Regions from separate parts of the Mus musculus genome. Here region 2 is linked to region 1. The links are chromatin loops, found by intact Hi-C in ENCODE. Cell type or tissue: left cerebral cortex. All regions are shown on one strand. Links, peaks and the distances in the headings refer to the core of each region. The heading gives the core; the rest is flanking DNA. Region 1 overlaps Ehbp1l1 (EH domain binding protein 1-like 1). Region 2 holds the start of Mrpl49 (mitochondrial ribosomal protein L49).

Region 1 (15,296 bases), core at 3,759-11,758:
GAGGGCTAGGAGACCCTCAATGCTCTGTGCTGATGCCCATTCAGAGTTCCCTGTTGTTCCAGCTACCCTTCAATTGCAGTTTGGATACGTATGTTTCTACCAATCCACACCCCTCTTAGGATTATTTAGAAGAAAGAAGTATGCTAACATTGTTCTGAGGAAATGATTCAAACTGCAAACAGGAAGCAAAGCTGCCTCTGGCATGCAGGTCGGTAAGAGCAAGGATGGGGAGAGGGGCTTGCCACCCCACTTCTGAACCGGCTCGGATTACTCTCAGCTCATTTTCCTAACTGTAAAGCTAGAGTCAAAGCGGAGGGCCTGATTTCTCACTAAAGAGTACCAACATAAGACGTATATGCTTCGCCAGGCAGTGATGGTGCGTGACTTATTCCCAGCACTCAGGAGGCAAAGGCAGACAGATGTCTGTAAGTTCAAGGCCAGCATGGTCTACACAGAGAGCTCCAGGACAGCCAGGGGCACATACTCAGAGAAGTCCTGTCTTGTACAAACAAACAAACTCTCCTTGGTGATGGAGAAATGACTTGGTGGCTAAGAGCATTGGCTGCTCTTCCAGAGGACTGGGATTCGATTCCCAGCACCCACACGGCAGCTCACAACTGTCTGTAACTCCAGTTCCAGAGGATCTGTCACCCTCACACCACGTACACAAAATAAAATTAATAAATTATTTAAAAGGGGCGGGGGTGTAGGCTGGAGAGATGGCTCAGCGGTTAACAGCACTGACTGCTCTTCCAAAGGTCCAGAGTTCAATTCCCAGGAACCACATGGTAACTCACAACCATCTGTAATGAGATCTGACTCCCTCTTCTGGTGTGTCTGAAGACAGCAACAGTGTACTCATACATTAAATAAATAAATAATCTTTTAAAAAAAGAGGTGTATGAGCCGGGCATGGTGGTGCATGCCTTTAATCCCAGCACTCGGGAGGCAGAGGCAGGCGAATTTCTGAGTTCGAGGCCAGCCTGGTCTACAAAGTGAGTTCCAGGATAGCCAGGGCTACACAGAGAAACCCTGTCTCGAAAAACCAAAAAAAAAAAAAAAAAAAAAAAAAAAAAGAGATGTATGTTTTTATACAGTTAGACAAGACAAAATACTAATAAAATGACTATGCAAAATCTCTCCAAAAAGATCTTTGAAAAAAGGAGAAAGAAGTGGCCAGGTAACTCTAACCAAAGTAAGCTCAGCTTCACTGCTGTCTGGGCAGCCCTGAGCCAGCTGGGCGGGCAGGCGGGCAGGCGGGCAGAGGCCTAGCAGCAAGAGGCTTAAAGCCAGACTCACAGCAGCTGCAGCTGGTCCTGCCTCCGGATGAGCGCATTCTTCTTGTTGACCAGGGTGAACCATTCCTGAATCAGCACCTCCTCCTGCAGCCTGTTGGCACCTGAATCAGGCCAGGACAGTCACCAGTCACCAGAGATGCCTCCTGACAGGGCAGAGCAGCTGGGGGTGGGGGTGGGGAGCGCTTGTTTTCCTGTGGTATCTCAGAAGTCTCAGCTACATCCCACCAACCAGCTTCCTGGGACCACCAAAGGGACTCTAGTGGTATCTCCTCCCAGCTCCTCTCAAGGTCAGGAGCTGCTGCAGAGCTGGGCAGATTTAGGGAGGAGGCTGTTGAGGAGCGAGCCCCAAAATCAGGGGTCCCACCTGATTCCATGAGGCTCCTCAGCTGCTTCTCCACCTCAGCGGCCCTCCCATCTATCTGTCCCTGTTCCTGCTCCAGGGCTTGCAGCTCTGCGCACACGTACTGACTTGTGTCCTGGAACCGTTGCTAGAAGGGGAAGGAAGGAGGCAGAGGACAGGTGAGCTCACCCCAGGCCAGCTCAGAAAGTACCACACCAACTCTGCCCACCTAACTCTCCTTACCAGGCCTGTCTCTTCCCCCAGGCTGGGTGATGACTCCTCAGTAGGAGGGGGCCCACCTGCAGACAAAAACCAGGACAGGTCCCTCCAGTTAGCAGAAGTCCCCAAAAGCGCCCAGAAGGATCCCTGAACATCGTGAGCTGAGCTCTGTCACCACCCCCATCTTCCAAACTACTTACCGGGCGGCTGCTGTGGGGCTGGGGCTGGGAGTGGGTTAGCGTCAGGGCTGGAGGCAGGGTTTGGACCTTCCTGTGGAAAGAGTCTAATGAGAGCTGGGGTTTTTTAGTTCCCAAAGTCACTGCAGACAACTAAGGACTCTAATACACAGCAGAGGGAGGAGCTTTGGTCCAGCTGCTTCTCCAGTCCCACAAGCACCTCCTTCAGGATAAAGGACTTCCTCAATGAAAAGCCATGCCTTCACTCCCACCCGAGGGCCTGGGGTCATCCTCCTCTCTGCCTCCAAATGCTCCTGCGGGGCATTGAGTTGATAATTCTTTTAGGGTAAGTCAGTGGGAAAGACACAGCAGGAACCCTTTCCTTCCACTCTTCCCCATCCCTTCAAAGAGCAGCGACAGAGCTACCCCATCAGGAGCTAGGCTACCCTGAGTCTGCATCTACCTTCTGGCCAGAAGGGGGCACCCTCCTACCTGCTAGGATTTCATATCTAGAGCCTACAATGCTCTTTGCAGGAACTAAGGAATTTTGTTATGGAAAGGCTTAAGTCTGGCCCCCATTGTTCCCTATTCCCTGTTACTAGGGCCCAATTATTTTTAAAAACAATCTACATTTATTTATTTTATGGTATGAGTGTTTTACCAGCATGTATGTATGTGGTGTACTGGTGTCCAATATTTGCAGAGGTCAGAAAGGGGGTGTCAGATGGCCCAAAGATCTCTTGGAAACTGGAGTTATAAACTACAGTGTGACCCAGTGTGGGTGCTGGGAACCAAACTCAGGTCCTCGGCAAGAGCAGCCAGTGCTCTTGGCCCCTGGGGCCTAACTTTTAACTCTAACAGCCTGGCTCCTTGGACAACACTCTCAGCCACTCTCTGGCTCAGAGGTGTAGAACCTAAAGGAGTTAGTCAACTGTTCACCCCAACGTGTGCCCATCAGACAAGTCATGCTGCTCAGGTGCTATCCTGTCTGGACAGGAATAGCGGTGGTGCCACCCGCCACCATCATTCACGTCCATCTCAAGCTGCGAGGCCTCCCCAAAACATCTACTTCTGCTGTAGCTCTCTCCATACCCCGTGTCAGCGCCCAGTCTCAGTGCTCAGGCCTCGGGAGCTACACCCTCAATTCCTTTACCACCACAAGGCCCTCTGGCCACAGCAATGGACTTTCAGTTCCCTAAAAAGCTTCCTGAAACCACTCTCCAGCTTGAGTTGCTCCAAACCAACTCGACCTTCCTGGCCCAGCTTGGACCCCTCCTACAGGTGGCCCCTCGCACGTCCCTCCCCACCTCTGCCTCTCTTCCTGGCCTCATGGCTGCTCAGACCCCACACACCTCCTTGTGCTATTGGTTATTGCATCCTCTTTAACTACAGTCGGCCTGTGTATTTGGGACAGGATGTGACTATGTAGCTCCGGCTGGCAGGAACCTGCTCTGTAGCCCAGGCTGGCCTCGAACTCACGGAGATCCCCCTGTGTGTGCATGCCACACAGATGTGGCTACCCTTAGAGACAGAGGCACGAGGTCACCTGGAACCAGAGTCACAGACTATTGTGAACTCACTCCCTCTTTTGTATGTTTGCAGTTGAACTTGGGTCCTCTGGAGACCAATACTCACTCTTAACCACTAGGCCATCCTGCAAGCCCTGGTTATTGTATTTTTAAGTCACGTGTATGTGCATACGAGCTCAGGTGTCGTCGGAAGGCAGAAGAACCTGTCAGACCTTCTGGAGCTGGTTACAGGCCTACAGCTGTGAGCCACTGGCTATAGGCGTTGAGAACCAAACTCAGATCCTTTGTAAGAGGAATTTTCACTCTTAACCCTGCGCCATCTTCCCTTTAGCTAGCCCAGGAGTCTAGCACATGCGGTACATCAACTAAAGGCAACCCCTGCCGAGCACTCCCGTCTCTCTAGGGACCACAGAGGCAGTGGTTAGTCTCACTCTGCAGACAATAAAGTAGGAAGCCAGAAATGAAGTTTGCCATAGAAATTGATCTATGGCCTAGGGCTGTCTAACGCAAAATTTGTTCCCAGCCCAGCAGTTGTGACGCATGCCTTTAGTCCCAGCACTCAGGAGGCAGAGACACACAGATCTCTGTGAGTTTGAGGCAGCCTGGTCCACAGAGTGAGTTCTGGGACAACTAGGGATACACACAAAGAAATCCTGTCTCAGGTTAAAAGAAAAAGAAAAAAACAAAAAACAAAAACCAAAAAAACAAAAAAACAAAAACAAGCAATCAAAGAAACCAACTTGATCCAAGCCTGGACACACTGCCCCACTGGGCTTGATAGCATCTTTGTGTGTAAAATTGGAGATAGAGCCCAGACCCGATGCAGGACTCCAGCCAGGCATCTAGGGCAGCATTTAGCTCACAATTTTGATACCACATAGTATGGTTTCATACCACTTCGCAAAGGGTTTTCACAATTTTGATCTTATCCTCAGGGGAAAAGGACCCCCCCTCTCTCGGGGGAGGGGGGCTAGCAGAGGGCGACAGTTGACACCACAGTCTCAGAACCCAGGTTAGCAGCAGCAACAGCAACCCTCTGCCTCGGTTCTTTATCTCCCTCAACTTCACTATCCCCACCCTTAAAAAGCAGGAGTCATGGCTCCCTGTAAGGGATACTGTGGGAAGCCAGGCAATGGCACAGATGGCCCACCTGGCAGAGTAGGCCAAGTAGAGGGTTGAGTGTGCTAAGGTCAGCCACATTTGTGCTCACTCACACAGCCCTGATGGGAATTCCAAAACTTCCTCCTCGTGTCTGACCCAGATTCCTCTTTCTATACTTTCCTCAAGGGGCTGCCCTAAAAGCACCCATGTTTCTCATGCAGCTGCTTCCACCCCACCTCAGCCTCCAGGTGCCTGATCTCATCCTACTCCAGGCCTTGGAGAGCTTCCAAGGGTGGGGTCAGGCTGAACAACCTCCTAAAACTGTCAGGGCAAAGTCGGCCAATGAGAAAGGCTCCTTGGTCCCACTGCTCAAATAGCTCCAGTGAAGTAAGGGCAGAAGGAGGGCCTGGCTTAGAAACCAGCTGTGGGACTCAGCCCAGAAGGGTGAACCCCGCCCCTTGTGATTTAAAGGGCCACTGACCTACATTAGCCAGCTGGGCTGCAAGTACCACCTCCACCTTTTGAAGGAAATGCCTTTCCACCTCTCTTTCCCAGGTTCCTGTGTCTCTGGACCTTCCCTCAGGGCTCCTATTCCCAACCACCTCACTGCTATCTGGGGACTTCATGAGCATGACTGTCAGGTCCCTAAATGAGACCTGAATGTCCTGAGGCTGCCCTTTTGCCTGAGTGAGGTCTCCTCATTTGAGAACTACTCCTTCCCGTTTTCTTTTCTCTCTCTTGTCTTGTATGTTATTTGTGTGTGTGTGTGTGTGTGTGTGTGTGTGTGTGTGTGCATCTGTGTGTGTGTGTCTGTCTGCATCTGTGTATGTGTGTGCATTTGTGTGTGTGTGTGTGTACCAGTTGTCTTCCTCCATCACACTCCACTCTGTTTGCTTCCTTTCTTTCTTATCAGATTTATTTATTTATGTATTGGTGAAGTAGGTTGTGTGCCCCAAGACATGGGTGACAGTCAGAGGACAACTTGTGTGAGTGATTCTTTCCTTCCACCGTGTGGACACCAGGGATAGAGGTCAGGTCACCTGATAAGCCATCAGCCTGCCACCTTATTTTTTGAGAAAGCATCTCTCACTGAACCTGAAGCCCGGATTGGTACAGGATTTTTACATGGTGCTAGGGATCCTAACTGAGGTCCTGGGGCTTGTGCCACAAACGCTTTACTGCTAAGCCCACCCGCACCCACGCCTGCGCCTGCGCCCACGCCCGTACCCACACCCACACCCGGCCATGGAATGTTTTGTTTTATTTTGTTTTGAAATGGCTTGAACTCCTGATCTTTCTCCTTCAACCTTCCAAGTGCTGAGATTACAGACATCCTCCACCAAGCCCAGCATTTTGTTGTTAGATAGTGACACTGGCGTTTGAAACCAGGACCTCTTGGGCAACCACTCTACCCCTGGGCTATTTCCTTGGTCCCCTGTTTTTCACCAGGGAAAACTGTCTATCTTACTAACTTGAGGACCAGCTGTTTCCTCCACAAAGCTGCTCTCAGTTGATGCCCTCCAAACATGGGACCACAGGTGGGCAGCTGCAGGGTGAAGTGGCCCCTTCTACCGTCACCCTCAGATCAAAAGTCTGCAGCCAGAGTTCATCCTGAGTCCCTGAGATTCCTGTAGTACCTTCTCTCCTTTAGCACACTGCAGTGTGTGTGTGTGTGTGTGTGTGAGAGAGAGAGAGAGAGAGAGAGAGAGAGAGAGAGAGAGAGAGAGAGAGAACAACACTCCCAGGCAAGAGGACCCACTCCTAACTCTCATTAAGCCTCAGTAGTTAAATATTCCACTCAGAGAATCTGGAGGCTAGAAGGAGCTCCAGAGGCCACTAGAGGACGGTATCCCTGTCCCTAACTAGGGGGGGGGGGGGAGCTGTAGTTGCTAGGTGACGCCCAAGGCCACACAGAGAGAAAGAAAAGGCCCAAAAGGCCAGTACTAAACTTGGAGCCATCTGCAAGCTTTCTATACAGACCATGTTTCTACAAACTGGGTACCAAATGTTAGAAACCACTCACATATACAAACCTGGCAACACAGTCTAGGCTATCTCGGCTGTGGGCTTTGTCTCCTGATACCATAGCAGGGGACCCAGCATCCAGCAAAGTGGCTTTTCTAAAGCTGCGCCCATGCCCTGCTTTGACACTGGGGCCGCTCGGGACCCATTTCTGAAAGCTCCCCACTATCCTATGCTGCAGCAGGGTAGGGGTACTCACCACAGCTCCAGGCCCTGCAGGCCCTGCTCCAACTGCAGCTCCAGAGTCCTGGTCATCCACAGAGAAAGAGTTGCTATTCCTTAACCTCGATCGCCTCTTCTTTAGCAAATCGGCGTCCCGCACGTGGGAGAAAGAGCCATGTGCTCGGGGTGGAGGTACTGGCCCAGCCTCCCCATTGACAGAGGACCGTCTCAGTCTCACACCACTCACACCACCTGACGCCCCCACTCCGTTCACCAGCCCCTCTGCAGGGACCACCGGGGTTGTGGACGACCTGGCTCTAGGGCCGTCGGTGGGCGCCTCTTGAGGGATTGCTTCCTGGGCAACCTCTGCCTCCCCATCCTTAGAGGAGCAGCTCAGGTCCGTGTCCCTGGAGGCCACCTTTGGTATTGCCCCAGTCCCGCGGTTCACAGCCTCCTTAGGTTCTGTGGGCACTTCAGCCCCATGCTCGCGTAATCGCTGCGCCAGGTCTCCTGCGTCCAGACAGTCGGGCAGGCTCGGCTGGGCGTTGCCCACACGATAAGTGCCAGAGCCACCGCCGCCCTCCAGTTGCACCAGCTGCAGCTCCTGCCCAGTGCAGAAGGCACGGATCTGGCACAGGTACGTCATGACGATGAGCTTGTCAGGTACGGACAGAAGTACCATGTCCGCCGGCTCGAGCAGCCGAGACACACCCAGGGCAGCGAAGCCATCAAAAGCCTAGAAAGGGTGCATCTGATCAGAAGCCGCATCAATTCAGCAACCCTCCAGACCCAAGCCAGCCCAGGGGGTCCCAGAGACTCTTGAGCCAGGATTTGCTTAGCAACGCCTTCGCCCTCCAGTAGAGGGAAATCTGACATCAAGGCCCACCCTCGCTGTTACCTAGCAACTACACATCGCCCACCCAGTTATCAAAGGATGATTTAAAAATCTAGCGAAAACATGCTTTTAAAATTTAGAACACCAAAACAAAACTAGGGCAAACAATTTAATAACCAAAAAGATTTTAAAGTTTCTAAAAGCCAGGCCAGGGCCCTGCACCTCAGACCCCAATTCTCAGGCCAGCAGCTTGAATCTCTAACTAGATCTTATCTCCAGCCACAGCTCCCTCCTCATCTCACCTGCTTGTTGTTCTGTTTGATGTTGAGGGGATCAAGGGAGAAATAATCGCTGCAGAGAGAGAGTGCTGGTCAGGAATGGACGGACGTCGCTGGTGTCCTAGCAGTCTCACGTCCCACCCATCCCCCCACCCCTGGCAGCTCACATCTTGTCTGGGTAGAATCGATGTAAAATAGCACAGAAGGCCAGGCCATTGCGCCAGGACGTGGTGAAGTTGGTGATGCAGACACCACGGTAGCCGTTGGTGACCTCTTGGCACCACTCCAACAGGGACTGGCTGGAGCTGACCAGGGTAGGTGGTGCCTGGAGACACAAGGGTTGACTTAGAAGATGTATTCTGATGACTTACGTCCTCTGCCTTTTGGGGGAAAGCTCAGGCCTGGCACAGTACCATCCCAGCTCTGAGCTTACAAGGTCACCAGAGAGCACTGGCAAGAGCATTGGGCCAGGCAGAAGGGTTTCCAGCTTAGGGTAGTGGGGTTATCTGCCAAGGTGACCTAGAAGTCAGAGGTCACCCGCAGCCACACCTCAAAGTCAGCTCAGAAAATCAGCTTAGGGGGTGCAGCTCCATGCAGCCCAGCTGGGTGCGAGGGCCAGGGCATCCTGGGGGTGGAGGGATGATGGACCTTCTTGAAACTGAAACACCCCCCCCCGCCTCCCAAAAATCCCACATCTTAGTCCACTGGGTGGGTCCATGCAGAGCCACTGTTCAATCAGCCCCAGGTTAGTGGGAGAAGCAGACTGGCACACAGTGGCCCCCAACCCTACCTGGCTGCCCGGCAGCCTCCTGTCCTCTTCAGGTTCCTCTAGGGAAGAGGCCCCTGAGGGCCTGGGCACCCCAGCCCCTGCCTCACTGGCCACTTGTGCCTTACTCAGGCCAGCCTCCTCGAGGCTTTCAACAGCTTCTTTCCCCTTCATGGTTCCCAAGACCCCAGAATCTGCTTCCTGGGCCTCAAAAATATTAGATTTATTCTCTGGAGACTCAAACCCCTCCATCTCTGCTTCCTGCTGCCCCAAAGTCCAAGATTTGGCCTCTACTATCCCCAAAACTTTAGTTTCTGGCTCTTGTGCTCTGGGTACCTCTGGCACCACTTCCTTGGCCCCAGAAAGCCTTTGCTTAGTTACGGGGACATCTAAGGCCTCATATTTAAGAGCTCCCCAAGATCCAGGCTTCTGGACCCCCAAAATGTCAGCCTTTACTTCCCCAGACTCCAAAACTACAGTCCCTGCCCACTGGACCCTCAGTGCCTCAGCCTCTGGACTGGAGACCCCAGGATCCACTAGTTCTATTTCTTCATCCCGAGCTGTCTTTGCTTCCGTCTTTTGGGTTTCTAACATCTCAGCTTCTGCTTTCTCAGCCTCTCCTCGACGAAGCCCCAAGCCCCCTACTTCTGTCTCCTGGGTGTCCAGAATCTCAGACTTTATGGTCTTAGTTTCTAGTTCTGGGATCTCTGAGCCTTTCTGGGTTCCAAATAACTCAGAATTCACTTTCTCTACCTCTGGGGTCTCCCAAATCTCCATTTTCCTCCCAGACTCTTCCATCTTAGCCTCCAAGTCTGGAACTCCTGAACCCTCAGATGATATTTCCTGGGTCTTTGGGATTTCGGTCTCTGCCTCTCTAACCTCTCTCTGTGATATCCCAGTGCCTCCCACCTTCTTCTGGGTCCCTAAGAGCTCAGATTCTGGTAGGTTGGCCACTACTCTCAGCGCCACAGAACTCTCAGATCGCTCCTTGGCCTGCAGTGTCTCAGCTTCTTCAGCGTCTGTCTCTGGGACTTCTGAAGAGCTAGCCTCTGCTTCCAAGACCCTGGCTACCTCAGTTCCAGCTCCCAGAGCCTTCTGAACCCCTGGTGCTCTCTCTGGTATCCCTAAGATCTTAGCCTCTGCTATCCCAGTATCTACCTCTAGAACCCCTAAATCTCCTTCCTCTGTCTCCAGGGATCTGTCAATCTTGGATTCTGGTATCTTTGCTTCTATCAAAAGTACTCCACAACCTGCTGATATCTCCCGGGTCCCCAGTATAGCATCTTCTGCTGTCTCCATCACTGAAACATCGGTCTCCTGGTCCCCTACTAGTCTAGGTTGCATCTGTGGGGGCCCTATTTTGTGGATCCCCAATGTCTCAGTTCCTGCTGTTTCGGTTTCTATTCTTGGAATCCTCCAAATCTCCACCTCTGTCTCCTGCACCCCCAATTTCTCAGCCTCTGCCATCTCTGCCCCCACTTCTGGAGCCCCCAAACCTTCGGCTGCTACCTTCTGGGACTCCAGTGTTCCCGCTTCTGCCTCCCCAGCCTCTGTCTTCTGGGTTTCCAATATCTCAGCCTGTGTCTTCAGCACCGCAGCCTCACCATCCACTACCCCCTGGGTTTCTAATATCTCAGTTTCTGCTATCACTGTCTTGGTATCTGGAACTGTAAAACCCCCAACTTCTGTTTCCCCAAATTCCTCAGGCTCCCTTATCTCAGGCCCTGTCCTCGGCATCCCCAGAACCACGATCTCGTTATTCTGGGTCCTCAGCACCTCAGACTCTGCTGTCCCAGCAGCCTCGGGTTCCAGGCCCTCTGACCTTGCTGCTTCTGACTCCTGGGCCTCCAATATTTCAGACTCTGCTGTGCCAGCCTCTGTATCCAGGGATTCTGGTATCCCAGCATCTGTCTTTGATGTCCCTATAACCTCCCATGGCACCCACTCAGCCTCTGTTTCTAGAACCCTTGACTCCCCAACTTCTGCCTCCTGAGCCCTCTGATCTCTAGATTTCACCCCCTGGCCATCTGATGGGACTGTCTGAACGCAGCTCACCTGGGGCCCAGCACTTGCTGCTCTAGCAGAGGAGCCCTGCTCCGGGCCTGCCCTCCCAATAGCAGGGACTTTACCCCTCACCTCTGCACTTCCTTTCTCCTGGCCTGCAGGCCTGGCATCCCTGAGGTCCCCTAGATGTTCTTCAGGCTCAGCTGGAGGTGGGTTCAGGTCACTGGGAGCCTCTTCCTGGGTCCTAACCCCCATCCTCCTCTGAGCACTCCTAGGAGGGGCCTCAGGAGTGTCCCCAAGCCTTGCCTTGGGCGTCGGCCCTGCAGCCTCTGGTCCCTCTGTGGCTCTGTGTTGAACCTTTGACTTGTGCTCAGCATCTACTTGATGAAGTTCTGAGCTCTCTCCAGCCTCGCCGGCTGTGGTGTCCGACTTCTTAGTGTTCTTCTCTCTATTCCCTGCCCCACTAGCCCCCGGCCTGTCCCCAGTGTCCTCCTCTTCAACTTTGGATCTTTCTCCTCCCAGAGAATCTTTGGAGCCTCTGACCTCAATGTCTGGTTCTGGCCTGGCTTCATGGGCCTCTGTCCCTTCCTGAGAGCTTATCTGAGCCTGGGTCTCCCCAGAAGAGCCCATTCCTGTTGGAGGATCCTCTGAGGTATTGGGGACCTCATCCCCACTGCAGGGGACTGGGGACGAGGGTGCATCAGAGCCTTTCCGGAGCCGAGGGGCTGGGGTGGGGACCATGGTCTGGCCTGGCTGCCCAGTGGACCTGAGGAAAGAGCAGAAACAAATGTTGAGGGCTCTCTTTTTAGGACCATGCTCAGCCTTCCTTTCTTCTTTAGCATGCTATAGCAGTAGAGGGAAGGGTGCAGACTGGGATGTGTGTATCCACTTCTAACAGCAATGAAGCTGATATCATCCTTACCTTGTCTCTGGTGGGGATGGCGGGGGCTCTGGGGTTTCAGGCCCCACCTGGCCCCCGGTTATAGCAGCTGGTTCTGACCCCTGGCCCCGGAAGGCCCTGACCGGGGGTGCAGGGGCACTCACTGGGGCAGGGCTGGTGTCTTCAGCACTAGAGGGTCTGGCAGCTAGGGGAAAAGGGAGGGGACACTGAGGACTGCATTGTGACATAGGTCCAGTCCCCAACCCCAGTCCCAGGCTAAGTCTCACCTGCCTGCTGGGGCCGTATGTGGCCTTCATCTTCTTCTTCACAGAGTGTCTTCAGCTCTCGAGACAGATCTGAAGGAGGGATTCATTGGAGGGGTGTAATCAGGTCAGGGCAGGACTCTACAGTTTGGCCCCACCCTGACCCCAACTAGAGTTCAGGGCCTACCTGGGAAACGTCCCAGTCTTGGGGCACAGCCCCGGCCTTGAAGAAGAGGCAGGCCCACAGATGCAGAAAGAGAAAGAGTGAGAAAGAACCACAAAAGTCAAGGACAAAAGGCTCTAAAGGAGGAGCGGGAAGGGACAGCAGAGGGGAGGGAGGCAGACTGGGCGGGGGTAGGAGCCCACATGTCATGTGACCTAGCTTCTCAGGCCTGGTAGGGACCACCTAGAGATCAGATGGCCAGGAACACAGGATGACATTGTGAACACATTCTGCAGGATTCTGTTTAAGACTGATGCACAACACACAAGACCAGGACCAAGCTGGGACAATGAGAGCTGCTGGGTAGTACTGAGCATTTGTCACTGGACATGCACGAGCTAGCCCTGCCCCAGAGCAACCAGCACTTGGGACCTGGGAATGCTACATCCATCTTGGGTCCTGGCAGGTCAGCCCATAGGTGACCGTGAACCCACCTGACTGGGGGCCTCGAGTCCGGACCTCAGGAGCCCCAGGGCCATTAGCTTCCTCCTCATCACTCTCAGCAAAGTCATCCAGGTTTCCCACGTCACTAGGCTTCACACTCATGAGGCTGGCCAGACTCTGCATGTCATCATCCCTGTGGGTTTGAGATGAGGATCGAAGGCTGGGGTCAGAGGTCACAAGCCAGGGAGTGCCGGGGAAGACGGGTGGGCACTCACGTGGCACGGCCTTCTCGCAGCAGCACCCCAGAAAGGGTGAGGCTCAGTTCGGCATGCACCACCTTCACAGATTTGGGCTTCAGCCGCAGTCGAAGTGGAACCTGAGCAGGCACAGGCCCTGCATGGTGGGCTAGGTTCACATCAACTGTGGCCAGTACCTTCCGCTGTCCCTTGGACTCCTGTGGGCGGGGGGGGGGGGGGGGGGAGTGAGAAGACAGAGGAAGGGGCATCAGTTGCTATCCTGAGGCCCTGAGATCACAATCACAGGTCCACCCTACCCAGTCACTCACATTTTCAATAATAAAAGTCCACTCTTTGGTTTCATACTGGTCCACATGAGGGTCCTGGAGAGGGGAGTACGGGTGAGCACAGGGTTTCCAGGGGCAACACCAGAACAACAATCTGCACTGGCTGGGGGTGGGGCGGGTGTTCCCTCCTGGGATGCACTCTGGCTTCTCGGAGTGTGTGAGAGAGAGAGAGAGAGAGTGTGTGTGTGTGTGTGTGTGTGTGTGTGTGTGTGTGAGTGTGTGCATACACATACATATATTCTTTTTAAAATACTTATTTATCTTTTATTTTATGCGTATGAGTGTTTTGCCTGCATGTGTGACTGTGCACCACATTTGTGCATTGCCCCTAAAGGACAGAAGAGGGTGTTTGATCCGCCCCCCCCCCCCGGAACTGGAGTCACTGATGGTTATTAGCTGCCGTGTGGGTGCCAGGAATGGAACCCAGATCCTTTGGAAGAACAACCAGGGCTCTCAACTGGCTTCTGATCCCAGATGACTTTCTTACTACAGGTTGGGTAAATACTGCCCCCTCCCAGACCACTTCAGCCACTTGCAATAAACTCACAAAATCTTTGGTTCCACGATTTGGTTCTTTCATTGTGGGTGAAAACCCTCCAGGGGTGCCCCATGGCTACCCAGCGACACTGCACTCTGCCGTGCCTGCCCATGTCTGAGCTCCGGGCACTCACCCTGTACAAGGTCACCGAGATGTCCACGTTCTCAGGAACCATCCATACCACGGTGCCACGGTATGGGTTCTGGATGCCAGGCTGCCAGCTGTGGGCCTGCAAGAGGCAGGAGGAGCCCTCTCCTGAGTCTAACTCTTCCCTATCACCACCGAGCCCTTATCTTCCTTTCTCCCTGTAGAAACCAATATGGCTTGAACCTTGTTACCCTCCCCCATCAGCTTCCATCTATCTCTCCTTGGCCCATCTTTGACTCCATTCCAACCTGGAACCCTCCCCCCACCTCGCCCCCAGCAGTCTTCCTCACCTTGGAGCAGATCCTTCGGTTCCGCCGAGTCCATACCACCACCAGCTTGTCAGGCTGCCTGGAGGGAGAATAGGGAAGCACCACTTAGCTAGGCTCAATCCAGCTTCCCCATCTTCTCTTCCTCTTCTTTCTGGCTCCCTAGGGGCCAGGGGGTCTCCCTAGTCCTCTTCCCAAGGAGAGGGCATGGGCAGCATCTTATCTAGGGCCACAGGGTGTAGGTGGAGCTGCTCATGTAGGGTGGGGCAGGGACCAAAGGGCAAAGGCCTGGACAGTGGAGATTGGAATATCGAAGCCCAGTGGGGCCTATGAAAAAGACGGTGAGAGACAGGGATAGCCACATGCACACATGTGCACACACAGAAACTTGGGGAGACAAAGTCTCCGTGGTAAAGAAGTTCATTTGTTCAGAGATGCTTGTGGAGAGCTTCTAGAAGCTCAGCCCTGTTCTGAGGGCAAAGCAAAGGAGAATGACTCAGGGCTCAGAGGCAAGGAAGACTGATGAAAAGTATAGGCAAGAAGGAGTCAGTCTGGCTGGCTGGTGCAGAGCTTTAATACTAGTTCTTAAGAGGGAGATGGAAGCAGGTCTTTGAGTTCTAGAGCAGCCTGGTCTATATAGCAAATTCCAGGACTGCCAGGGCTATAAGGTAAGACCTTGTCTCAAAAGGAAAGAAAAGAAAACAAAACAAAACAAAACAAAAACAAACAAACAGGGGCTGGAGAGATGGCTCAGGGGTTAAGAGGTCCTGAGTTCAATTCCCAGCAACCACATGGTGCCTCATAACCATCTGTAATGAGATCTGATGTCCTTTTCTGGTGTGTCTGAAGAGAGCGACAGTGTACTCACATACATAAAATGAATAAATCTTTTTTTAAGTGTGTGTGTGTGTGTGTGTGTGTGTGTGTGTGTGTGTAAGAAAATAAATGAGTAAGTGACTTTTAGGGGGCTGTAAAAGAGCCTGCCTGGGGTCTCTTTGAGGTTGGGTATCTGAGCAGAGGCAGGAGTGGAGGAGGTGGCTTTGTGTGCAGAGAAGGCTCCAGGTGGAGGAACTAGCCAAGTGCGAGGACCTAAGGGAAGGGGAGAGGCAGAGGTGGACTGACAGTAAATGGGAGGAGTGAGGCCAGAGCAGCACAGGGTCAGCTTGCCATTAGACACCACCCACCCACAGAGGTAGGCAGGCTGTGGACAGCCCTTTGCTGCACTCAGTGGCTCTGAGCAGGGTCTGGCAGGGTTCTACTTCCTCAAACCCAGGGCCACTGG
Region 2 (14,342 bases), core at 1-8,000, 340 kb after region 1:
CCTGTCAGAATGATTAGCCCCAGGCAGGGGAAAGCAGAAAATAACCTCAAACCACGACCTTTCCTCACCCCCAGGTCCTGTACATCCAGGCCTTTGTCCTTGTCTTCCTCTTGGGCAAGGTGATGGGCAAGGTGTTCTTCGGGCAGCTGAGGGCAGCAGAGATGGAGGTAATATGTTGGTGGCCCCAAAGGACAGGGTTCAGAGGAGGGTACCCAAATGATTGGTTTTCATATCATCCACTTCTCACCCCACAGCACCTTCTGGAACGGTCCTGGTACGCTGTTACTGAGACTTGTTTGGCCTTCACCGTTTTTCGGGATGACTTCAGCCCTCGCTTTGTGGCGCTCTTTACGCTGCTCCTCTTCCTCAAATGTTTCCATTGGTTGGCTGAAGACCGTGTGGACTTTGTGAGTTGGGAGTGGCTGATGGGCATGCCAGTGGATTGGGGTATGGGGCAACCCCAACCATCTTGATGGTGTCCCTCTCTGCCTCAGATGGAACGCAGCCCCAACATCTCCTGGCTCTTCCACTGCCGCATCGTCTGTAAGTGAGACTCATTGAAGAGGTGGGGGTGACTTGAGGGAAAAGAGGCCACTGAGGAGTAGACTGAAAAGTCAAAACCTATGAGCCACTACCCAGAGCCCTGGCTGCCCCTCCATCCACAGCTGCACAGGAAAGATAATTTAAGAAGTTAATTTGCATAGTCTCTACTCTGTTCCACTCCAGGGCTTCTTAACTGCCTGGGCACTCAGCTCTCTGCCTTCTCCCCTGGGCCTGGGTTGCCCCAACACCCTGCCTGGGCAAAAGTAGTTCCCAGAGGATTCGGCTTAGGTGTACACATTTAAGTAGATGGTGGGGCCAATCGCCATGGGGTGGGATTGTCGTGGAGCAGGAAGTGATTGTCAGGCCTCTGCTGACCTCGATTCCCTCCCTTTGGGGGTCTCCACAGCTCTCATGTTTCTCCTGGGTATCCTGGACTTCCTCTTCGTCAGCCACGCTTATCACAGCATCCTGACCCGTGGGGCTTCTGTGCAGCTGGTATTTGGCTTTGAGGTAAAACTGGCTTGGGGGAAGAAGCTGAGCTGGTCCTGCGTGTGCTGTGAGCAACCCCACAAGTGCTTCTGAGGGCCTGCCATGTCTCTACCCACTTACTGGCCACCAGGGAGCCTCTGCCATCTTGTCCTGGCCACCCTCATAGACTTCTAGGCTATTGCAGAAGGACACAAAGGAAGGCTGGTGTCGTGTAGAAGATTCTTGACCAAGTACCTTAGCAAGCCTTCCTGGAGGCTGATGTCATGAATGGAAAAGAGAAAACTGTTGGGTAGATCACCCAGGAGACGTGTCCCAGCTCACATCTGCTGAGTGCTTACCACATGCTGGGCCCTGTGCTGTGTTCATAGGTGACAGTTAATGCTTTGGAGGTAGAGTCAGTTGCTTTCGTCCCAGACTGGGAGGACCCCAGCTGTGTCTGCAGCCTGTGTTGGTATCACTGCACCTCTGTCTTGAAGCCTAGCTTGGCTAGAGCAAGGGGAAGCTGGTACTCACATCCATCTCCTGTCCCTCCCTCCAGTACGCCATTCTGATGACCATGGTGCTTACCATCTTCATCAAGTATGTGCTGCACTCCGTGGACCTCCAGAGCGAGAACCCCTGGGACAACAAGGCTGTATACATGCTCTACACGGAGCTGTTTACAGGTAACGGATTCCTAGGCCTCTTCCGGTCCACAGCAGCATCCGTCGGTGTGTCTGCCAGCCCTATGGCCAGCTGCGCTCTCCCTTTCCTCCTCAGGCTTCATCAAGGTCCTGCTGTACATGGCCTTCATGACCATCATGATCAAGGTGCACACATTCCCACTCTTTGCCATTAGGCCCATGTACCTGGCCATGAGGTGAGTCCAGCCTTGTCCCTTACTTCCTCAGACTGGTCTCTCCCATGTCTTCTTTCACTCACTGACTTGTCTCTTCAGGCAGTTCAAGAAAGCTGTGACAGATGCCATCATGTCTCGCCGAGCCATCCGCAACATGAACACACTGTAAGTGGGCTTGTTCTGGCTACTCCCAAACTCCGAGGTCCCCGTGCTTCCAGTTCTGGTCTTGACATGGACTCTGCCATCTTAACCAGGTACCCAGATGCCACCCCCGAGGAGCTCCAGGCAATGGATAATGTCTGCATCATCTGCAGAGAAGAAATGGTGACTGGTGCTAAGAGATTGCCTTGCAACCACATCTTTCACACGAGGTGGGAGAAGGTCTGGGAGACCTGCATCGTGGGCACAGGCTCATGGGGACCTGCTGACCGCTGCCTGATCTTACTCCCAGCTGCCTGCGCTCCTGGTTCCAGAGACAGCAGACCTGCCCGACATGCCGCATGGATGTCCTGCGGGCATCGTTGCCAGCCCAGTCACCACCACCTCCTGAGCCTGCTGACCAAGGACCACCCCCCGCCCCTCATCCCCAACCGCTGCTGCCACAGCCCCCTAATTGTAAGTGGCCCTTCATTTGCCCACAGAGGACCTTCTTTGTCCTCAGGTACTTGCCCTCGGCTGGGTACCGACAGTGCTGGGGAATCCCCGAGAAGCTCATTCTGGGTAGGAAGGGGTGAGAAGATGAGAAATAGACAAATGATGAGTGGTAAGCAGGGCCTGCCAGAGTGGAGGAGATCTCCTAGTAGCCAAGCGCACTGCCTGGGGTGAGACTGTCAGCCCAGCCTCTTCTCACTACTGTTTGTTTCTCTGCAGTCCCCCAGGGCCTCCTGCCTCCTTTTCCTCCAGGCATGTTCCCACTGTGGCCCCCAATGGGTCCCTTTCCACCTGTCCCGCCTCCCCCAAGCTCAGGAGAGGCTGCGGCCCCTCCACCCACCAGTACAGGTGAGCCTTGTGCATGCCAAGGCAGCTGGGGGGTGGCAGTCGGATCTGGAGACCAGGAGACTGACTTCCATTTTGCATTTGCCAGCCGTTTCTCGGCCTAGTGGAGCAGCCACCACCACAGCTGCTGGCACCAGTACTTCTGCCCCAGCACCTGGGTCTGTACCTGGCCCAGAGGCTGGTCCTGCCCCCGGCTTCCCTTTCCCTCCTCCTTGGATGGGTATGCCTCTGCCTCCACCTTTTGGTAAGTTGGCCACTCTCTGGGATATCTGGGGTGGAGAGCTGAGGCCCAGGTAGCTCAGCCTGACCTCTGTATCTCCTGCCAGCCTTCCCCCCAATGCCTGTGCCCCCTGCGGGCTTTGCTGGCCTAACCCCAGAGGAGCTGCGAGCACTAGAGGGCCATGAGCGGCAGCACCTGGAGGCCCGGCTGCAGAGTCTGCGCAACATACACACACTACTGGATGCTGCCATGCTTCAAATCAACCAGTACCTCACTGTGCTGGCTTCCCTGGGGTACGCATGCCACATTCAGTAGCGCTCCAAAAAGGTCCCATGTGGTTTTGACATCTTTCCCATGCGACATGTTTCCCATGCACCCTGTATTCAGGCCACCTGTCTACAGGCGTGCACAGGAGCTCTTGGCCACTCTACCTGCTTTCATCCTTCATTCAGGAAGTGCATCTGCACAGCCATGGAGGATCAATTTATTAGTGAGCTGGCTGTGAAATTTACTTGTTTTTTTCTAAGCTCAAATTATTTTTGACATTCGCTGCTACAACTCATCACCTCACGGCTGCCAGGGCTGACACGCTGAGGGAGCAGATCACAGTCACCTGAAGCCAGCTTGACCCATGCTTAAGTGCTAGTCTCATCACTTGCCTGAAGACTTGTATATTAGAATAGAAATCAAATCCCTAGTCACGTGACATGTGCAGAGGCCTGGTAGGAAGCCGGAGTCCAAGGCTTTAGCCTTCTGACCTGCTCAGTGCCTACCCTATCACTGGAGACTGAAGACTAATAGGAAAGTGTCAGCTGTCTGCCTGCAAGTGATTCAGAATCCTCGGGGACGAATTACTCGACCCTTTCATTGCTCTACCTGATAATCCAATCCGCCTATTCACTTATACTTACTCGTCACAAGGACTCAAGGATAGCTTGCCTTAGAGCTTGTCCTGCAAGGCTCATGGTGGTGGGTGGGTCGTAGGAGAATCTGTGCAGCCCAGAAGGCCAAGGTCAGGCCTCTTGTCCCTTCTCTTGGCAGGCCCCCCAGGCCAGCTACTTCAGTGAACCCCACTGAAGAGACTGCCTCTACAGTGGTATCTGCTGCCCCTTCCACCAGCGCCCCCAGCTCTGAGGCTCCTACCCCGTCTCCGGGAGCTTCCCCACCAATTCCTGAAGCAGAAAAGCCTCCTGGTAAGTGAGGAACCTCTAGGGGTGGGATGAAGGGTTCTCTGGGCTTCACCTCTGACCTCTCCTTCTAGCTCCTGAGTCAGTGGGCATTGTAGAGGAGCTTCCCGAGGATGGAGAGCCTGATGCTGCAGAACTCCGCCGGCGTCGCCTGCAGAAGCTGGAGTCCCCTGTTGCCCACTGACACTGCCCAGACCTGGCCCTGTTCTCTTGAGTGGCCCTCACTGGAACACGTCCTGCCATCAAGTGCCAGCTCCCTCTCTGCTTGCACCAGGGAGTAATAGCCCCAGTTGAGAAAGACTTGGCAGGATCTCTGAGGATCAAGGAGAAGTGTCTGGGCTTCCAGTCGATCCATCCCCAGTGCCCCTGGCAGCCATGGAGATACTGGTCAGCTCTAACCTCCCTCCACTTCTGCCATGTTCAACTGGGGCCTTCAAAGTAGAAGCTGAATCTCTGGTAAGCCTTCTCTTCCATGCTTTCTGGGAGAAGGTGAAGCCCCTCCAAGCCCTGCTTGTGAGTATGGGACCATGCTGCAGTGCCGAACAGTATTAGCTTCTGTTCCCAACTGTGGAAACCCAGAGGGGCTGAAGACAGACCAGGACCTTGCCCCACCCTCCTGCCAAGACTGGTACCAGTCTCTTTCCTCTAGCCCAGTCTTCCCAGAACCCCTTTGTGATGGTGGCTGTGCCCCCCGAAGCCCTGTGGCATTTCCATGTCTTACTGGCAACCACACAACTCAGGGAAAGGAGTGCCTGGGGGTGGGGCACAGGCGGGCAGCACCGAGGGACCCTGCCCTGCCCCTCCCCAGCTCTTTCCCCATATCACCCAGCAGCCACTGCCTGGTGGGCCTGGCTAAGGGTGTGTGCTGCTCCTTAAACCACTGCTCCCCAGAACCCAAGGCAGGCCACCTCCAACCTGTGGGATGTCGTCAGGATTGGAACTATTCTGTACCTACTGGCTTTGGGCTTAAATTTTGTCTTCTGAATTTGAATGCTTGACCCCAGGAAGGAGGAGCAGGTGTGGGGCTAGGTACCTGGACTTCGCAGTTTAGAACAAGCTCTGGGCCGGGCCGGGCCAGGCCAGGCCTAGGGAGCCAAGGCCTAGCTGCTGCTTCCTTCTTTTGGTTTTGTGTTACAGGAGTTTCTGGAGAGTTTCAGATGATTATTTAATTTGTAAATATTGTATAAATTTTAATAGCTTAAATTGTATATACAGCTCAATAAAAACTTGCATTAATGATTGGTAGAACGTGTCACCTAGGGTAGGGCTGGGCTCTTAGTCTACAGACCTAAGAATGGACCGGCCTGTGGTTCCTGGGATGAGGGTGCTGAGATCAGCAACTAGAGAGCACTGGGAGGTTGCTACCGCTAGCTACCTTAGGTCTGAGGTCACACAGGGTAGGCAGGTTCTGAACACCGTTTAACATTGTTTAGCCAGTTTAATGGTGGGTTGGACATGTGGCTGGTGAGGTGGGCGCCAGAAGTGAAAGGTCTGCATTTTGTCTTCACACCCCTGTATAGTTGATTACAGGTCACAGGGTGATTCCCCAACCCTACCTAGTACAGCACTCAGAACCTAAGATATTGCTTGTCTCATCCACTCCCGTCCATGTCTTTTTGCTGTACTGTCTTCTGTTCCATAGCTTCCACCACGCCCGGCCTATAGCAGGAGCTCTAGGTCAAGGATTGATTCCTTGATGGGTCTATGCTGTGAAGCCTCCAGAACAGGGTTGGGTGGTCGCTTCCAGAACAGCAAACAATAGGAAATGTATTAAGTTTATAATGGGACAGCAGTTTGTAATCTCAGGCTTTTCCACTGGTGCTCAGCCCAGTTCCTGAATTATGACTTACAGGCGCATTTGTATGTGCAATGCTTATGGCCGTAAACTAGACTTGCTCCCACTAGTTCATAACCCATTTAACCCATTTAAACGAGACTACGCCTGCCACATGGCTGGTGAGTTTCCTCTCCTCAGTTTGCTACATCCTGCTTCCTCCAAGTCCAGGGTGAATCTCCCTGTCAGATGTCCCGCCTTCTAGTCCTGCCTCAGCTCACTGGCCATCAGCTTTTGATTGACAGGGGATGCTTCCACACAATGCACAAGAGATTATCTATACAGCAGTTAATATCTGCTTTTGATAGCTTGATTGTTGCTATGGCCTCCCATGTTGGGACAGCTCTCAAGTGGACACATGGACACACAGGTCTACTTGTACTTTATGAAAGCAAGGCCTTATCTCAAAGCCCTTTCATCCTAAGTACTTAAGCCCTGATTTTTGTATCCCATTCCAGAGACTCAAATCCACCTCCTCTCTGGAGGCCAGTCTGTCGCGAGCACTGCCACAGGGCTGACCATCAGGCCTCAGAAGCCTTTCTCAAGAAGCCAGGCTTTAAGTTGCTCATCAAAGTAGCCCTTGATTCGAAGAGTACCTGTCACCTCATTAACCTGGGTGATAGGTGTCTTTCCCAGCAGTGGGCTCAGAAATTCTTCCACATCCTTCTGTAGGGCCTGGGGAAAGATAAACTCCAGTCACCAGTTTCCAATCACAGGACCCCATGCCTTCATCCCTGGAAGATTCGGGTACACACCCAAGCCACTTACCCAGATGTCACCTTCCACTTTCCGAATCAAGGTCATCTGTCGGTTGCCGTGTGTGATCTCCTTGTAGACAGGAATATTGTGCATCCGAGAGCGACGAACAAAGTAGGGCAAGCTGGGAAGAGGATCTATAAAGGGATACAGTATAAAAAGCCAGCTTATCATAGCCTCATCCACCTCAACCAAGGCCTTTCCCCTCACCGAAGCTGCAAAGGGCTCTGTCAGGGTTTGCTGGTCTCAAACTCTATATAGCTAAGACCTTGAACTCTTTCCACCTCCAAGTTCTGCGATTACAGGCCTGCTGCACCTGCTATAATGTATTAAATCCTAATGGACAAGACTGCCTTAGACTGCAGATCATCTCTGTTCTTCAGTTCATAGAGTCAAGGCTGAATTTTTACCTTGGTCCTATGGTCCCCACATAGACCTGCTACCATCTAAGTGCACAACAGAAAAGAAGGTGGGCACGACTATTCATGCCTAGAAGTCAGGCTGGGCATGCTGGCTTACACTTTAATCCCAGCACTCTGGAGGAAGAGGCATGGGGTCCTGTGATTGGAAACTGGTGACTGGAGTTTATCTTTCCCCAGACCCTACAGAAGGATGTGGAAGAATTTCTGAGCCCACTGCTGGGAAAGACACCTATCACCCAGGTTAATGAGGTGACAGGTACCCTTCGAATCAAGGGCTACTTTGATGAGCAGCTTAAAGCCTGGCTTCTTGAGAAAGGCTTCTGAGCCCAGCCTGGTCTACAAAGTGAGTTCCAAGACAGCCAGAGCTACACAGAAAAACCCTGTCTACAAACAAGCAAACAAATGAAGGCAGGCATGGTGGCACATTCCTTTAATCCCAGTAGTGGAATTTCTGAGTTTGGAGCCAGTGTGATCCACAGATTAAAAACTAGGCTAGCCAGGGTTACACACACTTACTTAAAAACATAAATAAGGGGCTGGTGAGATGGCTCAGCGGTTAAGAGTGCCGACTGCTCTTCCAAAGGTCCTGAGTTCAAATCCCAGCAACCACATGGTGGCTCACAACCATCTGTAATGAGATCTGACGCCCTCTTCTGGTGTGTCTGAAGACAGCTACAGTGTACTCACATATAATAAATAAATATTTTAAGAAAACAAATAAAAGCAGTTTACTAGAGTATGTGTGTATCTATCTACCTGCATCTTTGGGGACCCCCCACCCCCTACCCCTCAGCTCGGGGACTACTCTCTCCTTTCCCATTGACCCAGTGAGGCTGACAGCATCTGGAACAAAGAGATGGGAGTTAAAGGGATTCTTATTGGGTTTTGTGTGTGTGTGTGTGTGTGTGTGTGTGTGTGTGTGAATTAGTGGTTTGCCTACATGTCTGTGAGGCTGTCAGATCACTTGGAATTGGAGTTACACATGGTTGTGAGCTACCAGGTGGGTAGGTCCTGGGAATTGAACCTGAGTTCCTTGGAAGAGAAGCTAGTGCTCTTAATTGATGAGCAAGCAACCTCTTCAGCCCTCTTGGTCTCTCTGTAGTTCCAACTGTCCTAAAACCTTGTACTGGCAATGAGACTTTACAAAACAAAACAAAACAAAACAAAACAAAACAAAAACCCCACACTGGACTCTGCATTAAGGTTTCACATACTGAGATGATACCCATTTTGTTGAATTTACATAGGGTTCGTTGGACTGGAAGAAGAGAACTCCACACACATGGGTCTTCTCTGCTTTTTCACTACAAGGTAAGACCTCACCCCAGGAACATAGGGTGCTGCTGTTGGTACCTTCCCCAGGGGCAGGACAATACTAACCCTCCTACATCTTAGAACTTCGAAACCCACTGGAAAGTCCAAAGCCTCTATTGTTCAACTCACCTCTGGGAGGCTGCCAACCACTAGGAGTGGGGTAATGTTTATGTTTTGGTGGCTCTGGGATTTTGGTAGGGGGGAGCAGGCGCTCCACAAATTGGTATTCATCCACAGACTCCACAAAGCCGGGGTTATCAGGAGGCCCCTGGGTCTGGCTCTAAGGCAAAACAAACCATCTTTCCTTTAGTTTAATTAACACAGGAGAACTTTAGCTTAAAAAAAAAAGCATGAGTAAAAACTTGAACTGAGAAAAGCACCAGACTTGGATATTTTAGTGTGCATGATACCGGGGGTGGGGGTGGGAGTGACCTGAAAGAAAATTCTCAGTCAGAATCCCAAGACCTCTCCAGGACTCAAATGGCAAACGTGCATAATCCGGAAAAGCCGATTAAGCATACGACTGACCTATACAGTACTCTTCAGTATTTGTCTTTGAACATGTTTTTGAAACTCTTTAACTCCGAAATGACATGCTTGATCGATCAGGCACCGAGCGGGGACATACAGCTGCTCTCGGTCTTACCCAACTCTTGGGATGCGGCAGCCACATTCCCAAACCCAGACTCTCCAAGCGCAGTCCAGGCTCTGCACCTGCCCTCTCCACCCTCAATCTACCCTCCATAAAATGAAGCGGAGTACATAGCAAATCTAAGGCCTCGTGAGGGAATACGAAGTTCAGGGTGGTCATGAGCAACAGTGAGGCTCACACACAGCCTTCTGTCCACCGGGCTCTTACCAGCTTCCGTCGCCCGTAGCTCCGACCGAGGCAGCTCCTCCAGTCCTGCAAAGCGGCTCGCAACACCGCTGCTGCCATCTTGGCGCCTCAACTGAGTGTCATATGCGCGCGCAGCCGGGCTCGCCCCGCCTCCCTCTGCGCGCGCAGGCCACAAGGACCGAACGCCTGCGTACAGCGTAAGGGGCGGGCTGGGACGGCGGTGGGCGGTACAAACCACCAGCGATCCGCGCGGTCGCGCTGCAGTGACGTCACACGCAGCAGGCGGTGAGGACGTGCGCGCCCCCACTTCTTCCTCTTTCTTGACTCCATCTTCGCGGTAGCAGCAGCGGCGTCCGCGGGCTAGGTGAGACACGGGGGACTGCTGGGCCAGGAGCGCTCGGTAGCCAGCGGTCTACGGGCTCAGAGGGTGCGGGGAAGGCAAAGTACAAGGGCGGTTCTGCGGCCTTCGCTCCGTCTCCATCCGGGTCCCCGGCGAGCCTGGCCTTCCGCATGGGAGACCGCGCAATCCCCCGCCTTGATTACCGTACCGCGACCTTTCTCCTGGGCTGCTCCCTATCATCACTCACAAGCCTTTCTTCCTTCAGTAGCCAACATGCAGCTCTTTGTCCGCGCCCAGGAACTACACACCCTCGAGGTGACCGGCCAGGAGACGGTCGCCCAGATCAAAGTAAGTATGTACTGATCCCTGATTCCTAACTGCACTCCTTTACCTCCAGGCCCACGGGGAAAGTTTGTCTACTTATAAACATTGCTCCTTTTTTTCCTTAAGGATCATGTGGCCTCCCTGGAAGGCATTGCCCCCGAAGATCAAGTCGTGCTTCTGGCAGGCTCGCCGCTGGAGGATGAGGCCACCCTAGGCCAGTGTGGCGTAGAGGCCCTGACCACTCTGGAAGTAGCAGGCCGCATGCTGGGAGGTGAGTGCTTTTTTTCAGAGCTAATGGAATGTCTGTAGGTAAACCATGTGATAGGTCCTTTCTCTGATAGTATACTTGTGCCTTCTAGGGACTTTAGATCGTAGTGATAGTTAAGTCTGGTTTTCAGTATCCCCACTAAAACCTGGTGGTAGGGAGGCAGTGACGCAATCGGATCACTGTGAATTCCAGGCCAACCAGGGCTACACAGAGGAGCTCTGTCTAGGAAAAAAGCAAAAGGAAAGTAATAATAATTAAAGTCTTGTTATTAGGTTCTCAGTGTGCTCCTCCTGTCTTTGCTCTGTGTGTAGAATGTTAGCTAAGAGTATGGATTGGTTTTTAGAGTCCTTGCCTTAGTATCTGTCAGCTCTCAGCACTGCACAAACTGGTTGTGACTTGAAGTGGAAGACAAGACGTGGACAGCTATGTTGTGACCCTGTCTCTAAGCCTGTGCAACTTTCATTCTTTGTTGGGCCCAACTTGTCATTAAAAAGCTCAAGAGTTGAGGGAGGAAGAGTTGCTCTGGGCGTGACCTTGCTACTTAACCTGATCCCTTTCCCCACCCCTAACACAGGTAAAGTTCACGGTTCCCTGGCTCGGGCTGGAAAAGTGAGAGGTCAGACTCCCAAGGTGAGTGATTGGTGTTTGGACTTTGTTTCTTTCTATCACAGCCAAGTGAAGGCCTTTGGATTTCCCGTCTGTGTTCTCTTATGGAGAGAAGCTGGTGGGCAGGCATGGGAGAGGTCACCCAGGGTCTGATCAGTCCTTCCTTTCCTCAGGTGGCCAAACAGGAAAAGAAGAAGAAGAAGACAGGCCGGGCCAAGAGGCGAATGCAGTACAACCGGCGCTTTGTCAATGTTGTGCCCACCTTTGGGAAGAAGAAGGGCCCCAATGCCAATTCCTAAGTCCTATTGCCACCCTGCCATGCTAATAAAGCCACTGTGTCCAGACTTCTTATGTTTTCTTCATTTGTAAGGCTGTGACTAGAGGCTAGCAAAGTGCCTTGGTCTCAAGTAGGAAAAAAAGGGGGGGGGCAGTGGTGGGGCACGCCTTTAATCCCAGCACTTGGGAGGCTGAGGCAGGTGGATTTATGAGTTGGAGGCCAGCCTGGTCTACAAAGTGAGTTCCAGGACAGCCAGGGCTACACAGAGAAGCCCTGTCTTGAAAAACAAAACAAAAAAACAAGGAATCCTTAGAAGATCACAGAGGATGTGTTTACTGAAAGGATAGCTGAGCCGAAATACAGAAATGTGACAAGTGGTATTGGAAAGGTACAGATTCTATGGGCTCTGCCAGACAGCTTTTGGGTTTGTGTTGGTTCACTTTCCATTATGACGGCACTAGTGTTTTTGTTACAGGCATGCCCTATAGATGATCCACTAAGGCAGATCACCCATCTACCCCTCTATAGACCTCATAATGCTTAACAATACAAACTAAATTTCAACACAACTTGAGGGAAAACATTGTTTTTTTTTTTTTGTTTGTTTTTTAAGATTTATTTATTTATTATATGTAAGTACACTGTAGCTGTCCTCAGACACTCCAGAAGGAGTCAGATCTCATTACAGATGGTTGTGAGCCACCATGTGGTTTCTGGGATTTGAACTCGGGACCTTTGGAAGAGCAATCGGGTGCTCTTACCCACTGAGCCATCTCACCAGCCCACATTGTTGGTTTTTAAAAGAGATTTATTTATTATATGTAAGTACACTGTAGCTGACTTCAGACACCTCAGAAGAGGGCATCAGATCTCATTATGGATGGTTGTGAGCCACCATGTGGTTACTGGGATTTGAACTCAGGACCTCTGGAAGTAGTCAGTGCTCTTAACTGCTAAGCCATCTTTCCAGCCCCTCGTTATCGTTTTGTTGTTTTTTGTTTGTTTGTTTGTTTGATTCAGGGTCTCACATAGGCCCAGGCTGGCCTCAATTTGATATGCTTACGTGTTACGTATTTTGAGCTCCAGATTTGTTAAACATGTCGGGTTTATTCATTTATTTTTGTCTGTTATTATTATCAATAATATTTTTTCGAGACAGGGTTTCTCTGTGTAGCCCTGGCTGTCCTGGAACTCACTCTGTAGACCAGGCTGGCCTCGTAACTCAAAAATCCGCCTGCCTCAGCCTCCCAAGTGCTGGGATTAAAGGCGTGCGCCACCACTGTCCGGCCTGTTGTTATTATTTTGTTGGCCTTTTCTTTTTTCAAGATAGAGCATGACTATGTAGCTGTATCCTGGAAAGCACTGACTACAGGAACTCACAGAAATCAGACTACCTTTGCCAACGCTGGGATTAAAAGCGTATGCCACTACGCCCTGCTAAGACCCTGGTGTGTTGTTTGGTGGTGGTGGTGGTTAGTTTTGTTATTTAAAAGGTAGTTTATTTTTGTACAATTTGGTACAACCATAAAGAACAAACTGGGATTAGCGACATGATTTTCCCAAATTCGGCGAGCAAACCTGTTCCTTTGGAAGAGTTTGGACGACTTCTGCGCTTGCTCAAAGAAGTACTGGAGACACGAAAGTTACCGAGAAGTTTCGGAAATGTGCGGAAAGGAGGCCACGCCCGCCAACCACCCCCACACATAAAGGCGGAAATAACCAAAGAAGCGCCGGAAGTGGCGGAGCTGATACGGGACAGGCGGCACCAGTTTCCATGGAGCCCGCTGGGCTCTGCGGCTTCTGCCCGGCCGGGGAAGCGCTGCCTGCGCGCTACACCTGCCCGCGCTGCAATGCTCCCTACTGCTCGCTGCGCTGCTACCGGGCGCACGGCGCCTGCGCCGAAGACTTTTACCGCGACCAAGTGCTGCGAGAGCTCCGTGGCCGAAGCGCTTCGCCCAGCCGTCTGGCGGGCGCGTTACGCCGGCTGCGCGAACAACGCGAGGCCGAGGATGAGCCCGAGGAAGCAGGCCTCGGGCCCGGGGCGCGGCCGGGCGGCCTTTCTGGACTTTGGGAACGTTTAACGCCGGCTGAGAAGGCGGCGTTCGAGCGGCTGCTGAGCCGTGGCGAAGCCGGACGCCTTCTGCCTCCGTGGCGGCCCTGGTGGTGGGGCCGCGGCACCGGCCCACGTTTGCTGGAGGAGCTGGATCATGCCGCGAACAGAGATCTTGCGGAGCCGGAGCCCGCCCCTGCGAGGACCGCGCTGCAATCTGGGGATGATGCCGCTGCCGCAGAGCCATTTGCTGAAGACTCCTGTGCCGCCAGACCGCTAGCATTGCCTGCTCGCATCCCAGCACTGGCCAGTCTGAGCCGCAGCCCGGCATCGCCGCTGGTGCGCTTCCAGCTGCCCAACGTGCTGTTCGCCTACGCTCATACTCTCGCCCTGTATCATGGAGGGGACGACGACGCGCTACTCTCTGACTTCTGTGCCACCCTGCTCGATGTTTCTGGGGCCCTGGGAGCCCAGCAAGTCTTTGGCTCTACAGAGGAAGCCCTGCAGGCCGCAGCCCACGTACTGGAAGCGGGCGAGCACCCACCTGGGCCCCTGGGTACGCGGGGTGCTATGCAAGAAGTTGCCCGAATCCTGCTGGGCGAGGGTCCAGTCAATCAGAAAGGCTACACTCTGACAGCACTGGGGCACCTAGCTCAGACCCTGGGACGAGCCCGGAAGCAGGCTGTGATTGGTGGAGAGCGAGATCGACTTTACCGGGCTCGGAAGAAGTGCCAGTTCCTGCTGGCTTGGACCAACGAAAACGAGGCTGCCCTCACACCCCTGGCGCTAGACTGTGCCAGAGCCCACCGAGCCCATGCTGTGACAGCTGAGGAGATGGCAACGCTTACTGGAGAGTTAGAACGGCTTTGGGGAGGCCCAGTGCCACCCACTCCAAGGACTCTCATTGAGGAACTCCCTGGCTGAACTGGGTATCCATGTCATTAATAAAGATGTGTCTGGTCTGCCCGAATGTCAGCAGTGCCTTTTCCGTAAAGATAGTGCCCTGTCCTAGGCTTCTCTTGAAGTTACTGTGTAGTTGA

What was found. Peaks named below come from ENCODE experiments on the same cell type or tissue, not always from the same donor. Only the 100,000 strongest peaks of a DNase experiment are listed, where the experiment ranks them.
Region 2: it touches region 1 in a loop (4-fold over the local background); 1 of 42 quality-filtered maps calls a loop at or near these places.

The regions. Positions count from the first base shown.
Region 1 is chr19:5,708,912-5,724,207 of GRCm38, forward strand. Ehbp1l1 (EH domain binding protein 1-like 1) reads right to left here. Exons shown (of 19, transcript NM_053252.3): 2 at 14,039-14,096; 3 at 13,735-13,830; 4 at 13,046-13,099; 5 at 12,756-12,934; 6 at 12,531-12,673; 7 at 11,898-11,966; 8 at 11,653-11,815; 9 at 11,274-11,496; 10 at 8,128-8,285; 11 at 7,985-8,033; 12 at 6,885-7,583; 13 at 2,058-2,127; 14 at 1,882-1,937; 15 at 1,663-1,786; 1 more. Among named protein-coding and RNA genes, the nearest start is that of Ehbp1l1, 9.8 kb to the right of the region's middle. In left cerebral cortex, for the core only: CTCF peaks have their summits at 6,490 (motif pointing right) and 7,259; DNase peaks (open chromatin) are centred at 5,041, 7,007, 7,465, 7,670 and 1 more place; H3K4me3 peaks cover 2,092 bases; H3K27ac peaks cover 1,904 bases.
Region 2 is chr19:6,048,201-6,062,542 of GRCm38, forward strand. It overlaps Syvn1 (synovial apoptosis inhibitor 1, synoviolin), which reads left to right. Exons shown (of 16, transcript NM_028769.5): 3 at 75-167; 4 at 255-407; 5 at 495-543; 6 at 950-1,053; 7 at 1,571-1,697; 8 at 1,792-1,891; 9 at 1,970-2,035; 10 at 2,125-2,241; 11 at 2,322-2,485; 12 at 2,741-2,869; 13 at 2,955-3,110; 14 at 3,193-3,379; 15 at 4,128-4,279; 16 at 4,348-5,518. The coding sequence ends at 4,457. Mrpl49 (mitochondrial ribosomal protein L49) reads right to left here and starts at 9,555. Exons shown (of 4, transcript NM_026246.4): 1 at 9,459-9,555; 2 at 8,729-8,879; 3 at 6,876-7,000; 4 at 5,430-6,782. The coding sequence starts at 9,536. The coding sequence ends at 6,636. Mir6988 (microRNA 6988) reads left to right here and starts at 3,134; the gene lies at 3,134-3,192. It overlaps Fau (Finkel-Biskis-Reilly murine sarcoma virus (FBR-MuSV) ubiquitously expressed (fox derived)), which reads left to right and starts at 9,747. Exons shown (of 5, transcript NM_007990.4): 1 at 9,747-9,801; 2 at 10,043-10,125; 3 at 10,228-10,372; 4 at 10,944-10,999; 5 at 11,149-11,324. The coding sequence starts at 10,051. The coding sequence ends at 11,274. It also overlaps Znhit2. In left cerebral cortex, for the core only: no CTCF peak of the experiment used is centred there; no DNase peak of the experiment used is centred there.